Linked DNA regions of Mus musculus: region 2 is linked to region 1. The links are chromatin loops, found by intact Hi-C in ENCODE. Cell type or tissue: heart. All regions are shown on one strand.

Evidence for each region. A loop is a pair of places that touch in the nucleus more often than their neighbours do. Peaks named below come from ENCODE experiments on the same cell type or tissue, not always from the same donor. Only the 100,000 strongest peaks of a DNase experiment are listed, where the experiment ranks them.
Region 2: it touches region 1 in a loop (2.2-fold over the local background); 10 of 42 quality-filtered maps call a loop at or near these places.

What each region holds. Positions count from the first base shown.
Region 1 is chr4:8,686,845-8,694,844 of GRCm38, forward strand. Chd7 (chromodomain helicase DNA binding protein 7) reads left to right here and starts at 3,562. Exons shown (of 38, transcript NM_001277149.1): 1 at 3,562-3,931. In heart, a CTCF peak has its summit at 3,193; DNase peaks (open chromatin) are centred at 3,487, 4,277 and 5,087; H3K4me3 peaks cover 4,330 bases; H3K27ac peaks cover 4,822 bases.
Region 2 is chr4:8,839,669-8,847,668 of GRCm38, forward strand. Chd7 (chromodomain helicase DNA binding protein 7) reads left to right here. Exons shown (of 38, transcript NM_001277149.1): 18 at 721-888; 19 at 1,428-1,607; 20 at 4,644-4,754; 21 at 4,839-5,044; 22 at 7,411-7,610; 23 at 7,789-7,948. Among named protein-coding and RNA genes, the nearest start is that of Gm46842, 67 kb to the right of the region's middle. In heart, no CTCF peak of the experiment used is centred here; a DNase peak (open chromatin) is centred at 3,363; H3K27ac peaks cover 1,014 bases.

The DNA.
Region 1 (8,000 bases):
ATGATTTTAAAACCAACATCCTATCTGCTTACTTAAAAGATACTGTGCACTTATTGCTAAACATTTTGCACCACATGCTCTTAGGTAAATTAGAAAGCACTGGAAGGGTACTCCACAAATAACAATAATTTGCAGAAAAATAATTGAACCAATTCATATTTGTGTATGAACTATGTTAAAAAACCCAGAAGAAGTTACTTAACAAAGAAATAAGTCTTTAGGCAGAGGAGCCAAAGCCAAGCTCACTTTAATAGGTATGTTGCAGACTACCACTAACTGCAAAGCAGTATAACTAAGAAAGGAAAGGCAAATATTGGGTGAGAACTTGCAATTTTCGATGACATATGATGGCACTTTTTAATGGAGGAGGATGGACTGAGTTCCTGGCTTTTCTCTTGAGTTCTTCCATGGAAAAATTACAGGAAAAATATGTTGTTATTACATGAGGCAGAAAAAGTATTTTGGGGGAGGGGCAGGGAGGGGGATGGCTCAGTAGTTAAGTGCACTGGTTGCTCTTCCAGAGGACCCAGGTTCAATTCCCAGCACCCATATGGCTGGAGGTCCAGGGAATCTGACACCCTGCAAACAAAACACCAATGCACAGGAAAACACATTTTAAAAAAAGAAAGAAAACTTTTGGCTTTGGTTTTGGTGTTTCCTTCAGTACACAACATCCTTATGTATGCCTCTTTTTCTACATATTTTCAGTGGGATTACGGCATCATAATTTAATGCAAATGACTTGACTGGAGAAAGGAACAGAAATTTGGTAAATGTGGATGTAGAACAATTTTCAGTCCCTCTATACTGGAAATAGTGTGCTTTATAAAACAGTTTAGGGGCTGGTGAGATGGCTCAGTGGGTAAGAGCACTCGACTGATCTTCTGAAGGTCTGGAGTTCGAATCCCAGCAACCACATGGTGGCTCACAACCATCCGGAACGAGAAAAATTTAAAAAAAAAAACAGTTTAGATTTTAAAATATTTGAGAGACTGATAGGGCTTAAGTTTTAGTAGATGTTCTAGAAGTTTGAGTGCGTCTCCGTTATTCTGTTTATGCAAATGACTCTCTGTCATAAAGTGTTCACTCCGGTTATTTTCCCCCAATACAGTCAAACTTTTGTCTAAGCAGAGCTTAGCCTTACTCTGGTGAGTTCCATCTCTCTGAGTTCTTGGAAGTGGCTTTCCCTTTTCTGTTAGCCACAGGTCATGTGTTTGTGTTTCCTAACTGCAATCAATGGGTTCCCACTCCATCTGTTAGAGCCCTACCTCCTAGGTCGATAACACCTTTCTGCTGCCCTCAGGGCATGAGCAGCTTGGACAAGCAAGCCCTAATTCTTCGAGGATGTAGACCTCCCATTGTTCTTTCTGTTCACTGAATCTCAACTACCAATCAACTAGACGGCAAAGGGTGGAACCTTGTTAGCTTCACGCCAAGCGCCTAGAACCAAGCCTGGAACCTCTTACAATCCAATGTGAAAAGAATGTAAAAATCTGTCAATGGGGTAGCTTCAGCTGGGTGCTGGGAAGAAAAGCAACTCTTCCGCAGGAGTTTACATTTGGCTGTGAGTGACCCTTATCTGGCCCTGAGGTATTTGCATACTTAAAGCTAAAGCTTGTGAATTCAAATGATTCTCTTTGGGAAAACTTCAAGAAAGAAGCAAACGGAGAGAAGAGTGTTCCAGGCTTAGGGTAGTGGGGGGTGGGTGGGAGCTGAGGCTTAGCCGGTACAAAGCTGCCTAGGTCTGCGCCTGAGGGTCTTCGGGTTTTCAAGGCCCTTGGAGTTCTGCACCAGCAGAACCTCTGAAAGCCTGGACTTCTAACCCGGACTTCCCGGATAAGGAGGATATTAAGTCAGGGAGGGGAGATGTGGCTGATATGTCCCACACTGACTGTGTTTATCTTTGGCACATTACAAAAGTTAGTGTCCCAACGTCCTAGTGAAATACACAAGGACACAACAGGAGACCTCCACATAGTCACTTGGAGCCTAAACGTTATACTTTCATTAAATGTAGAGGTCATATTATTTAGCTTGTAAGTTGTCTTGAAATAGATGCGAGTCTGACAAGTGAGATTCCCCCCCAAGTATCTATGATAGTTTTACTTTGAGGGATATAAACTTATTATAAGTGGAAGACTTACATTAGATTTGTGATTTTTGGTTTATGATACTGGAGCTATAAAAAAGTAGATTTTCAATGTCACATTTTTTTCCCTGTAGTGTTAATGTTTTCTTCTGATTATCTGTAAACTATTTGATGACTATGTTTCTTTTAGAAATCCAACTTATGGCGAAAGAAAACCAGAATCAATGCACTTAAATAAGCAACAATTGTAAAAAAATTTTTTAAAAAAAAGAGTAAAACTATTTCTATTAGGAGATAGATGTCTAACTGATTAAGCTGCAGTATAAATGAAGCAGTTTTGGCAAGTCATTTGTCCATATAAAACTGTGTGATTCTAAGCTCAGTAGTAGTACAACCATCAGTGGGCCAGATTAGCATGCTTTGCCTTTTCTCTACGATTTTTGAGTTCAATAGCACTTACACAGCTGTCATAGCTGGCTGTATAACCTCCTTCCTTATTTATAAGTGAGTGCAGTCTTTAGCCTAATAAAACCATACTGGAGTTTACAATTGTTGACCGTTTATAAATCTGCTCCGTGTTTCACACACAAAAGATGCTTAGTAAATGTTTAAATATCTATTACACAAGAGGGAAACTAATTTAAAAAATGTCTTCAAGGTTAATATTCATCTTGTACCGGAAAGAGAAATGGGCAAGAAGGTCGGCTATTCAAAGCTGGAAGATGATATTTAGTGCCACATTGGCGAAGGAATGATGAAAACACTCCAGTTCTGACACGTTTAAAAATGGGCACACATCCTATTTCTTTGTTTCATAACCATTGCGCTATCCCTTCGTTTTTTGGCATGCTAACAAATTCAACTAAAATCAATGCTCTCTAGTTAAAACTTTTTGATTTAGTGGCAGATCCCGCTGTCCTATCACCGAGGACGTCAGTTAAAGCCAAGTGGTGAGGCAGGGATGGATCTATTTGAAAGGAAAGGCGTCCATCCTAGGTATTTCGTGTGGGAAAATCATCTCAAGTTGAAGGATAATTACAGAAGAGACACCCAAACACCCCTAGCCTCCTCGGTCCGCACCGGGCTGGCCACCCCTCGCGGTGGCGGGGGGTCACTACGGGCTCCGGGCCTCCGCTTCCTGCCCCAGGGCGGCGCACCGCGGCTCCGGGAAGGTGCTGCGCGGAAACGTGGCACCCTCTGCACCCGCGCGAGAGCGCTGGCAGCAGGCGGCCCGAGAGGCTGCGGCGGCCGCGCACCGGGACCGACACCCGCCCGCTGCGCCGGCGCCCGGCGGGACGGGAAGGGGCGGCCGCCCGCGCCGCGCCGCCCCCTTCTCTCGGCCTCTCCGCGGCCTCCGCCACCCCGGCCGAATTCTTGCATAAATTATGCCAGGCGCGCCTGACGTCAGGTGGCGGCGCGCGGGCGCGGGCGCGCCGCGGAGAGAGCCGGCCGCGGGCGCGCGCGGCCCGGGAGGCTCGTGCGCGCGGCGTGCAGGGCGCGCGCAGGCGCTGGCGTGCTGGGGCCGCGGCGGCGGCGGCGGCGGCGGCGGCAGCGGTGGCGGCGGCGGCGCGGGGGTTGAGCCGTGGTGGTGCGGACGCGCTCGTGCTCGGGAACTATCGGATTAAACTTGAATCGAGTGGAATTACACAAAGGAGCGCCGCGGAGGAGGCGGCCCGGGGACCCGGAGACCCCGCAACTCGCCAGAGCCCCGTCCGCGCGCGGCCAACTCCGCGTCCGTGGATCAGCCCCCGGCCGCGGCCGCCGAGCCAACTCCGGAGCCGCTCTGCGTTTTGTTCCCCACGGCGCGCGGCGGCTGACTAGCCCGAGCGAAGGAGCGAGCCGGTGAGCGCAGACTTCCCCGGCGCCCCCGGGAGGGGCGGCGGCAGGAAACCGTGCCGGGCCGCGGCCGCGCGGAGTTGCGAGAGGGGAGTTGGGCGTGTGCGGGGCGCGGGGAGAGGTGCGCGGGGGCCGCGGTCGGCAGGAGCGTAGCGCCGCCCGCCCGGTCGCCTGCGTTGCTGCCGCCGGGGCCCGAACCCGCGGCCCGAGCGCCGCCCCGCGCCCCAACTTTTGCCTGCGTCCGCGGGGCCGGCGGCGGCGGGGGCGCGCGGGGCGGCCGAGGGTCACTTCCTCGCATGTAAATGGCTTTTTGTTGTGCTGCCGGCGTCGGGGGGGACGGGGACAGGAGGGAGCGTGTCTGCGCTCTGGGGAGCGCGAGCGCGTTTCCTCCCGCCGGCACCGAGCACGAGTTGCCGGCTGCGTTCGAGAGAAAAGGGAAGGAGGAAAAAGTTGGGTTCCAACTCCGGCGCGAGCGGCGGCGGGCGCGCGGGCGCGGGGCGCTGAGCGCGGGGCTCGGGGACGGCGGCGCCCCCCGCCTCGCCCCCGCCCCCCGCTCCGGCCCGACCACGCCGCGCTCGCCGGGAGCGGCGGCCGCACCGGCGCGAACAAAGTGCGTCCCTGCGGGCGCGGCGGCGCTAGCCCGTGCGGGGACGGCCACGGGCGAGGTGGGTCGGCGGCAGGGAAAGTGCGCGGGGCGCCGCGTGGGGCGGGGGCGGGGGTGGCGCGAACACGCGGCGCGGGGGGCGTCCCGAGCCCAGCCGGTGGCGGCGGCGGTCGCAGAGTTCCGAGCCCGCAGCTAGGGGTTCCTGGGGCTCCCCGGCAGCTCCCAAGTGCGCGAGGACGAGAAGAAAGGGAGCCGGGCTGGGGCGAGTGCGGGCGGGCGACCGGGGGACCCCACCTTGCCGAGCTGGCCGGGCCGCCAGCGGCGGCATAATAGCGACTTTAATCCGCGATCCCAACTCGCGTCCCCGCTCCCCTCCCCCCAGCCTGTCGGGGGTCCGGGCGGGGGCGGGGGTCGCCAGGTGGCCCCGGAGCGCCGGGGTTACGCGGTGGCCCCGCGGAGAGCCGGCTCGGGGCGCGAGCGGCCGAGGTGGCTGGAGGCCGAGCGGTCAGCGAGAGAGGAAGGAGGGTGGCGGGGAACGCGTTGTTTGTTTGCTTCGCACCGGGGACAGGGCTCGCTGGGGGCGCGGGCGGGGCGCGGCGGGGCGCGGTGCGGGGTGGGCGAGGCGGCGCGGGTTGAGTGGCACGGGGAGGGGGCGGCCGGTTGGCGGGGGACTGGTCAGGAGGCTCCGGGGAAGGAGCCGCTGGCCCCGAGCAGCCATCATTCCCGAGTCGCCTTTCTCCGGATGGCTCTGCCTCGAGGAGCCTTGCGCCGTGGGAGCGCACCCCAAACTCTGGCCCGGTAGCCCGCTTTGTGAGCGCCCCCGTGGAGCCGGCGGCCCGGGAGGAGCTCCGGCCCGGCAGCGCGGTTCTCCCTGGAGGTCACTTTTAGAGACTGTTCACGCCTGGGTTTTAAACTAGTTTTTTTTTTTTCCCCCTTCTTCTTCCCTCTTCTGAACAGACAATGGACAAAAGAAAAGTAGCAACCCACATGGAGAGTTTCCTTTGAATTGCTAGAATTAGATACACTATCCAGTTCTCCACTTGCTAAGTATACTTTTTAGTTTCCCATTGTGTATTATCTAGCAATCGATTTAAATAACTTACTTAAACTGTGTCTATCCTCTGAGCTGGATCTCTGAATATATTAAATATTTTTAAATAATTTTGTGAGCTCTGGTTTTTATTTTTTTTTAAGATTTTAAATTGAAGCCGTCTTTGCAGTGGGTGACACCTTCCTAAGGGGCCCACAGTTACTTTCCCTCAATTCTCTTTCTGTAAGAGGGGGAATACTCATCATACGTGTGATAATCAGTGGGAGAAAAATACATCTCTTTATTTCCTCACAGATCTGTTCTAACGATGACAAAAAAATCTTAGTGGCAATGACCCAGAAGCTCCGTACCTGATTTATTCCAGTTATAATTACGTTTCGATTACAGTAATGTCCGAGAAATAACTTGAGCAGTGGTTTTATGAAGTTGCATCCTCCCCAGCCCCCAGAGTACATCTGTCGCACAGTGTTTTTGTCTCGCTGTTGCACAACAGAAAGCCCTCCAGTCTTTCCCCTAAAATGGCAGCTTTCATTTGACTGGGGCCCATTCATTGACAACGATAATAAAGAGGCTGAAAGCTAGATGCTTGGGGCACAGAGGACTCGGATTGCCTTTCTAGGTGATAAGTAGGCGACATTTTAAGTCTTCCAGTTTCCTTATGAAAAGTTTATTTTCCTTGAAAAACTGCAAGAAAACAAAAAGAACAGTAAAAGTAAAAATTGGAAATGGGAAAGGGCTTGGTCAGCAAATTTTAAGAGCTATTTAAAATGAAAAATGCTTTTTTTTTTCCTTTTTGTCCACTGGGTGAATACAGCACTCCCTTCCCTGTTTCTGGTACCTGCTGGTTAAGGGGGATAATGCGTTTTTGACAGGCTTGTAACAGGTGAATTCCCCAGTGTGACACCCCATTTGAGGTTGTTTCCTGGGAGTGTGTGTTTTGATTTTATATTTTTTAGGTATCTTGCCCCCACCCCTCAAAAAATCTGGACAGATTGGTAAATTTGAAGTTTATGAGTTTCTATCCCATGTTTATGCTTTCAAAATTAAAGTTTCTAGATTAAAACAAAAAACAAGTTAGCTAGTGAGGTAAGTGAATCCCAGGCTGTAGTTACCCTGCTTAATCAGTGGAGTTAGTTTGACATCAGTTTTAAAATTGATTCCCTTTTCTATGTCCTTAGCACAAGGACAGAATGAGAAATAGTAGAGTGGTATGTTAGTTTAATATAGATAGTTAAATCTCAACTTTTTTTTTCTTTCAAGGAGAAAAATAAACTAGTTACACACACACACACACACACACACACAGAGAGAGAGAGACACCACCCCAGTTGAAAGTATTAATTCAGTCAGGAACTTGGTGTTAAAACAGCATTTTTGTGGATTCATCTAGGCTTGGTCTAGTTTTTAATCAGTTTGACTTGTGGAATCTTGCCAATACTTTTTCCATAAGGAGTGTTCTCTGTCAGCCTTGCTTTTCCTGGGAGGTCAGAACTATAGTAAGTTCCTTTATGATTTTAAACATCAAGGCAACATTGCAACCTTTCTTGTACACTGATGCAAAGTCAGGAGCTAAGGAAGCACTTAGATTTTCAGCAGGGAACAGGGACATATACTTGTCTGTGCTTCTGCTTTGTGACCCAGAGTATAATGTGGGAGCCAGGTTTAGGACAGTTCTTTCAAACCGGGAATTAAAGTATCTTATTTGCTGTGCATGACTAAGTTTGCTTGCCATTCAGTTAGCTTTCATTTAGTTCCCTTTCTTTCTGTGGAAACCTTCCTCTGTGGAGGAACTCTGTAAGAGACAGGGCTTTCCCTCTGGAAGTTTATCCTCTAGTAGCAGGGAAACTACTTTCTGCTTGTCTTGATCCAGGGTGAACCATAGAGGTGGTAGTTCTTTTCCCTATAGCAGACACCCTGGCTGTCTTGTAAATAGCTCCTATAAATAAGTTATCACAAGAGTGAAAATGCTGCTTAGTCAGGGCTGAGTAAAGTAAGCAGAGAGAGCAGATCTTCAGAGTCCTCCTTCAAAAAGTGGTTGATCCTGGAATTCAGGTGGTTTCTGCATGGCAAACATGCACGTGCACACCATCGGCTGAACACACGCGACAGCATCTTGAAGAGCATTTGAGAGGCACTGCTGTGACTGAAGGAACTTTACTGGTCCTCTGACTCTGGACTCTCTTACGTGTTTGTGTGTCGTTTGGAGGAGGTTTTCTGTTATGCCTTTTAAAAAGTAGAACTTTAGTAGTGTGTTTCTTCACTGGTTTCTAAAACTGGTAAAACCTTGAGTTTGGAAGATAAAATAGTTCTCTTTCTTGAGAAGACTGTGTTTTGTCTTCTAAAAATCTTTGACAACTGAAGACAACTGGTGGTGTTGAAAATTCAAAAAAAATGGGATCACATTTTATTTTTCTACAAAA
Region 2 (8,000 bases), 150 kb after region 1:
ATCAGTCACACCAGTGAACTAGTGTGTCATTGCCTTTGTCTCCTGACTCAGAGGATATCAACTAGTGATCACCTGATGTGTGATATGAGAGGAAACCCTTTAGAGTGTTGGTATCGTTCCAAACTGCACCTTTCATTATTTCAACAATGTGTGGTTTTAGAACTAACTAGAGAGACATGTGTTTCTTTTCGTTCTTTTGTTTTGTTTTGTTTTGTTTGTTTTTTGTTTTTAGAGACAGGGTTTTGCTGTATAGCCCTGGCTGTCCTGGAACTCACTTTGTAGACCAGGCTGGCCTCGAACTCAGAAATCTGCCTGCCTCTGCCTCCCGAGTGCTGGGATTAAAGGCGTGCGCCACCACACTCGGTGAGACATGTTTGTTGAGTTGATCACTTTGGCTGCCATAACAGAATGCTATGATGGGGTAGCGTAAACAATATCCATGCCTTTTTCAAGGTTCTGGAGTTGAACTGTGAGGTCTGGATGCCAGCAAGATTAGGTTATTGCTGCATAGACAGCTGTCTTCCTCCTGCTGCTTCTTACAGGACACTAATCCTGTTCATCAGGGCACCACCCTCGTGACCTAATTACCTCTGAGTCCTCATCTCTAAATCTAACATTGAGATCAGCTTTTAACCCACGTAATTAGGGAGGACACAGACCTGTGTGTGCTCCACAGTCCTGTGCTCCATTGCAGCAGCCTTTGGTTCCTTTTCTTTCTAGGCTCAAGCTAGATGCCACAGAATAGGGCAGAGCAAATCTGTGAAAATCTACAGGCTGATTACAAGGAACTCCTATGAAAGGGAGATGTTTGACAAGGCTAGTCTGAAGCTGGGTCTGGATAAAGCCGTGTTGCAGTCCATGAGTGGAAGAGAAAATGCCACTAACGGGGTAAGAAGAAACTGCCCAGGTTGTGCGTTCAGTCTGCCTTCCTTTTGCATCCAGCTAATTGTTAGGAAGTATTTGACATTGTTTTTTGTTGTTTATTTTCTTGAGACAAGGCCTCACTATGAGCTCTTGCTGGCCTGGAACTTGCAGATCCACCTGTTTTTAACCTCCTGATTTCTGGGTTTAAAGGAGTGTGTTACCACACTCCACTGGCTGGTGGTTTTGGTTTGGTTTGGTTTGGTTGGGTTGGGTTTGGTTTTGGTTTTATTCGAGACAGGGTTTCTCTGTGTAGCCCTGGCTGTCCTGGAACTCACTCTGTAGACCAGGCTGGCCTTGAACTCAGAAATCCGCCTGCCTCTGCTTCCCAAGTGCTGGGATTAAAGGCGTGCGCCACCACTGCCCGGCTCCACTGGCTGTTTTTTAACCTCAGATTCTCAGTATATTTTATTGTATTTTCCTTTGTTATAAGTAAACTCTCTTAAGACATTTAGTTTGTGTTTTAAGCCTGAATTACTCTGAATACTTAAAATTTCTCTGAAAAGGTACAACAGCTGTCCAAGAAGGAAATAGAAGACCTCCTGCGAAAGGGGGCATATGGTGCACTTATGGATGAAGAAGATGAAGGGTCTAAGTTTTGTGAAGAGGATATTGACCAGATTCTCCTTCGACGAACCCACACTATCACCATTGAGTCTGAAGGAAAAGGCTCCACATTTGCTAAGGTTTGAATCCAGGTCTTTAGTGCAGCCTTCTAGAACTCATGAAGAGAACTTATGCAGAACATTGGCCTTTCATTGTGAATTATAGACTAGTTATTACTTTCCCAGCGCCTCCCAACACACACAGCGTTCTCTGTGCGCTGGGTTCTCTCCTGTGCGGTCCCTCATGGTCCTGTCCTCCTGTGTTCTTCCCGATGCTCCCGCTATGAAGTCCTCGTGTGAATTTTGTTCTTCATAATCTCCCAGACCCCAGTGCCCAAAACGACCCGAAAAGATGATCAGGTCGCTCCATGTTTAAGTCTGTCTTGTTTTCCCCTTTCGTTAGGGCTCCACAGCTCTGCTCACAGCTAAAATGAGCCCATGGCATTCTACCCCAGCTCCTGCCACTGCCTGCCTCACAGCTGGCACCGTGTGCTCTTCCACCAAGCCAGCCCGCTAAGGCCAAGCTGCTCTGAGCCCTGACTGTCGCCTCAAACCCACTTGCTAGTATTCGGGTTGTCCACACCAAGGCTCACTCTACTTTGTAGTTTTGCTAAACTGGTTTACTTGCCGTAAAGCATGAAATTCAACACTTTGACATATTATAGGCTGGGGTGACCGTTAGCACAACGCTAGGTTTTGAATGTTCCTACTACCTCAGAGAGCTCCCTGTGCCCATTAGCAGGCAGTCCCTACCCTTCCCGCTTCACCCAGTTCTGCAAACCGCATGCTCTTTTTTTTTAAATAGCTTTGTCCACCCTGGAAACACCACTCGGTGTGAAGTTATATCACGTGTGGTCTTTTGAGTGCTTTCATAAAATTAATGTTTTTCATGTTTGCCCTTATACTATACATGGATAATTTGTTTTGTTTTGGTTTGGTTTGGTTTTTCCAGACAGGGTTTCTCTGTGTAACCCTGGCTGTCCTGGAACTCACTCTGTAGACCAGGCTGGCCTCAAATAATTTATTCCTTTATGGTTTGCAATGTTCTACTGTGCGGGTATCACACAGTGACCAGGTGATGATAAATGCTCCAGTCATTTATTAATTGCTAATTGATGAAATTTGGGTTATTTTTACTTTGGGATTTTCAGTGTAGTAGGGTTTTTTTTTTTTTTTTTTTTTTTGGACATGTCTTTTCGTTTCTCTTGCACATTCGACAGAAGCAGAACTCTAGGTGATGTTAGCTTTCTTGGCTCCCCAGTGAGGTCTGTGCATGCTTATCATTTAAGGAACTAACAGGCTGGGTTTCTTTGTTTCTGTTTCTCTTTTAAACAAATTGGGGAAAGTTCTGGGCTCCAACCCCCCCCCCCCATCTTCTTCCACTGGTCATTGTATACAGCATCCCTTATCTAAAAAAAAACTACTGCCTTCAGTGGCCCCTCCACTCTGCAGAAGCCCCTTCATCTGCCTTCACATCACATAAGACCTATTATTCCTTCTCCCCTTTTGCTTAAAAATCTCTTCCTGTCGTTTCATGACGGAGCCTACACACACACATATAGCATCCAGGTTCACATGTGAAACAAATGTGTTTATATCTCTGAGCCTGCCTTAGATTGCTCCACACCGTGGTTTCTGGCTCCATCCACTTCCTCGCAAGTGCCATGATTTTGTTTTTCTTTACAACTAAATAAAAGTCCACTGTGTATAGCTAGAACATCTTCTTTTATCAGTTCCTCTGTTGTTGGACATCTAGGCTGGTTCCATTTCCTGCCTATTGTGAAACTTGGGTGTGCAAGTGTCTCTGTGGTGTGTTGACTCAGAGACCAGCCTTCAAGAACACAATCTGGTGGCGTGGCTGGGTGACATGGTAGTGCTATTTTTAGTGGTTTGAGGCGCTCCACACTGACGTTCATAGTGGCTCTGTGAATTTTCGTCCCTATTGGCAATGAATACGAATTCCTTTTTCACTCCATCCTGGACAGCATTCCTTGTTTGTTTGTTTTCTTCCAATTTCTGTTTCCCCGGTGGCTAAAACTGTTGAACCTGTTTTCTTTCTGGATGGATCACTTCCTGTTGCTTTCCCATACCTGTGTGTTCAGGTGGCTTTTCCCTCGTCCTCACAGGTACCATGTTAACTAGTTTGTGATCTGTTTCAAGCTGAGCTGTCTGTGGTGTGAGGAAGGAGTTGAGCTCCCCCGTGGCCCCAGCTTGTAGAGGTTCTTCTCTGGCCTCTGCACGCTCATGTCGTTACAGTCTCTTGCAGTCTTTCCTCAGTCCTCACATGCAGTCTCAGCATGTGTAAGACACATGTGTAAGACACACGTACGTGTTTCACGCACGCATGCACGCACGTTCTCCTTCTGAGTAACATGCAGATGCCAGAGTTGGATGTGGTAGTTCTCCCTGCCTTCTTCACTCTTGTTGTTCATGTCTGCTGATGTCTACCTCTATTAATTTCACCTTTTGAAGAAGGTCTTTTTAGGAAGTCTTCTTCATATTTGGTCATTATTTCTGGTGTAAACTGCTGGAGCAGTGTGCTCTAACCTCACTGGTGGCTGTCGCTATAACTTCTCCCCCATGCAACTCGAGGCACAGCCATGTCCATATTAAACTTATCCCTATTTTCTAATAGCTCCTGCTTCCCCTGGGCTAGGGCTCAGACTGCTAACCACACGTGCCCGCCCCCTGCTCCGGCCTCCACCCTCATCAACTTGCCATGGCTCCTGTACCTCGAGCCCCTCATCCTTGCTCCTCTCCTGGGCCTTTGTGCAGGGCTCTGCCATGAACATTCCTGCCACCTCTCTTCTTGTACAAGTCTTCTAAAATATGGTCCAAGCATTTTCTTCTAGAGAAAACTAATTTTTTTTTTAGATCTGCTCCTAGCAGGACTTTGCTGGAACCAAGTTCCAGGCCTTTCTCAATTGCTTGTACTTTTCTACTCCTGTGGCAGGTGTGGAAAAGTGTACATGGGGCACTTGTCATCTGTCTCCCATCCACTATACTGCCTTGCAGAGGCTGAGCACGCATATACTGTGACTAGATAAACAGAGGCTACCGGGGGTCCTGACTCTGAGAACCGCATCTCAGAGTAACGCACACGTTTTCCACCTTTAGGCCAGCTTTGTTGCGTCTGGAAATAGGACAGACATTTCTTTGGATGACCCAAATTTCTGGCAGAAGTGGGCTAAGAAGGCTGAATTGGACATCGATGCCTTAAACGGGAGGGTGAGTGAGAAAGTCCCATCCAGACTGCTGCCTAATCTGACCCGAAGGTTGGTATGACGCTCACCATGCTTGCTCTTTCGTTAGAACAACCTGGTTATTGACACTCCTCGAGTGAGGAAGCAGACCCGGCTATACAGCGCAGTGAAGGAAGACGAACTGATGGAGTTCTCCGACCTGGAAAGCGACTCCGAAGAAAAGCCTTGTGCAAAGCCACGGCGCCCCCAGGATAAGTCTCAGGGCTATGCCCGGAGCGAGTGCTTCAGGGTAGAGAAGAATCTGCTGGTTTACGGGTAAGGCCGGTTCGCTGCATGGAGTCTCATTTTATTTTACCAACAGCTGGAATTCTCAGTTGTCATAGGAAAACCTTCTTTCTGTGGATCTGCGTGGCTCCCCTTAGCGTGGCCAGACAGATACCTCCGCACTAACTTTCTGCAGGTTGTGGCTCGTAAAGTCGATATGACCCACGTTCTAAATCCTCCTGGGTGTGGAGAGAGAAGCCACTGGAATTTATGAGTGCTAGCTTGCACCATGGGAATTACGACAGTTCTAATTATTAAAAACTAAGAATGATGTAAAATTGCAAAATCTTTTGGCAGTGTACTGTCACATAAACTTTATGACCATAGTCACCTTTAATAGATTTCTGCTGTAAAGGCTTAGCAGAGGCAGGGCTTCCTTCATGTGCCTGTCCTCCAGCTAGTCTGCAGCCTCAGAGCCCATCTGAACGTCTCCAGTCTGTGGGCTTCCTTCTGCTACAGGACGACTCCCACATCAGCTTCCCATCCCATGTCCCATGGCACCCACGTAGCACTTTGAATCGCAGGGTCCTCAGTAAACACCTGAATGAGTAGGAAGAACGTGCTCACAGATCATGGGGCTGTAGACAGATTCCATTAAAACAGAGACAGCCAACAGAGCACCTGTCACTGGTTCCATGTTGTCCTGGCTATGGCCTGAGGCATTTCTTCCAATGGCTCCTTGCTGGTGAAGGGGGGGGGGGGGCGACTGGGGGGATAGCACATGTCCGAGGCCTACAGGGTTCTGCGGCTGACACTTGTCTGTCGGAATCTTTCTCATGGGTGAGCTCTGTTTGGGAGCTTAGCTTCCACTAACTCCCCTGTCGCCCCTACCCTTCTCTGTGTGCCCCCTTGGTTCTGCCTAGGCCCCGCCCCCTCCTACACAGGTGACCAGCCTTAAGCCTGCCTCCGCTCCGCGCCCCTTTGCACTCTGGCCTGCATGTCTCATCATTCTCTCTCCTGATGGAATCCCATTCAGCATTTCCAGAAGGACAGGAGCTCTTTCAGTGTATCCTCAGTGTATGCGCCGTGCCACAGATACACCGTGCTGCATAGATGTTTGTGTGCCAGCTGTACACTGGGTAGCTCGCCGGCCTCTACCCAGGACAGAGACTTACCCCTGTACCTTTGCCCCTGTACCTCCTTCCTTGTTTCGGCCTGATGATCATAGATACAAACTATGTTGGAAACCTTAGGACTGGAGCATACTTATAACTCCTAGGATGCTCATGGCGTCTGTCTTTCAGTCAAGTCCTTTCCTCTTCCCACTTCTACTGTTATGGATTAAACAACCACCCTGTGGTGGGCACTCAGATACCAGAGCTACCACTGAGCAAGGCTGGTATAGCCTAAGAGGCAGGTGAGCAAGCAAAAATGTCAGTAGCCTATGAAGATGAAGTGACAGGCAGCGCCTGGCTAAGAGGACACAGAAGCTCAGCACATTCCCTTAAGACATAGGGACTGCCCTCACGCTTTGGGGGCGAGGAGGAGTCACAGAGAGAATCTGTGGCTGAGGGACATCAGAAATGTGCAGATGTGAGAAAGGGAGGGAGGAGCAAGCCCGAGGCCTGGGTCTGGGAGAGGTCAGAACAGCCAGGAAGAACCGTGGTTTGGCGAGAGGCAGCACATGGCAGAGGATTTTCTCTGTTCTCGAAGCACGACTCTCAGCTGTTACAGAAAGCAGCAGAGAGGCTCTACATTGTGAGCTCTGCCTGGTGGGGAAGGCACAGCTCAGGCGGCCTTTGAGCCCGTGTGTTATGTAGTAGGTATTTCTGAGACCGAGCAGTACGACGGCTGTTTGTGTGGCTGTTTGTGTGACAGTGGTACGTGTGCTTTTGTTTCCTGCGCTTAGTCCTTCCTCCTGGCATTTTTTTCTGGGAGGCCCTGAGACTTGGTCCAGCATCTTCCCTGAGCTGGAAGTAGCCATTCCCTGTTGAAAAGGAGCTCCAGGGCTTTTAGCACTTCACTAATTACTGAGGCATTTGAGATGGGTTGATGCAGCAGGACCCATCCGCATGTAGCTTTGATTTCTAGTAGTCACACAGACTTAAAGTCATCCTTCATCTCAAAAGGTTGAAGGAAGACAGATGCCAGGGTCCTCTGGTTGCTCGCATCTCCTAAAAATGACAGCCGTAGCTACCAGCAGCCTAGGAACACTATTGGCAAGCAACATGGGTGTCAGGGCTTTGTCGTTCCCTCTGTGCGGAGGTGTCGTACCTGTGCTTCTTTCCTATCTCTAGAAGTGACTAGTGCCGTTGTGGGTCCAGGATTTCTCAGTCCCAGACCCTGGCTGTCAAGGTGATGTCACATCTATATAGTCAGAGATTCCATCTGCATGCCACCTTTTTTTTGCTTTCTAGCTGGGGCCGCTGGACAGATATCCTGTCCCATGGACGCTACAAACGTCAGCTGACTGAGCAAGATGTCGAAACCATCTGCAGAGCGATCCTGGTGTACTGTCTCAACCACTACAGAGGGGACGAGAACATCAAAAGCTTTATCTGGGACCTCATCACACCCACGGCGGATGGCCAGACTCGGGCCCTGCTAAATCATTCCGGTAGGTCTGTCTTCTGTTCTTTGTGCTTCTGGGTCACAAAAGGCTACCAGAAACACCACCATTCGGTAAAAGGCTGCGGTGTAGACTCTTACTCTCCCACTGGGCCTTACAGTATCTGCCTCTGACACTGTAATGTGCACTGTAAAGGCATACGTGACTGTGACCCTGGTGCTTCTAGGTCTGTCGGCCCCTGTGCCGAGGGGCCGGAAGGGGAAGAAGGTGAAGGCCCAGAGTACGCAGCCAGTAGTGCACGATGCTCACTGGCTGGCAAGCTGCAACCCAGACGCCCTGTTCCAGGAGGACAGCTACAAGAAGCACCTGAAGCACCACTGCAACAAGTAGGTACCAGGCGGAGGTGGGCAAGCGTGCAGAGCGCCTGAGGTCAGCAAG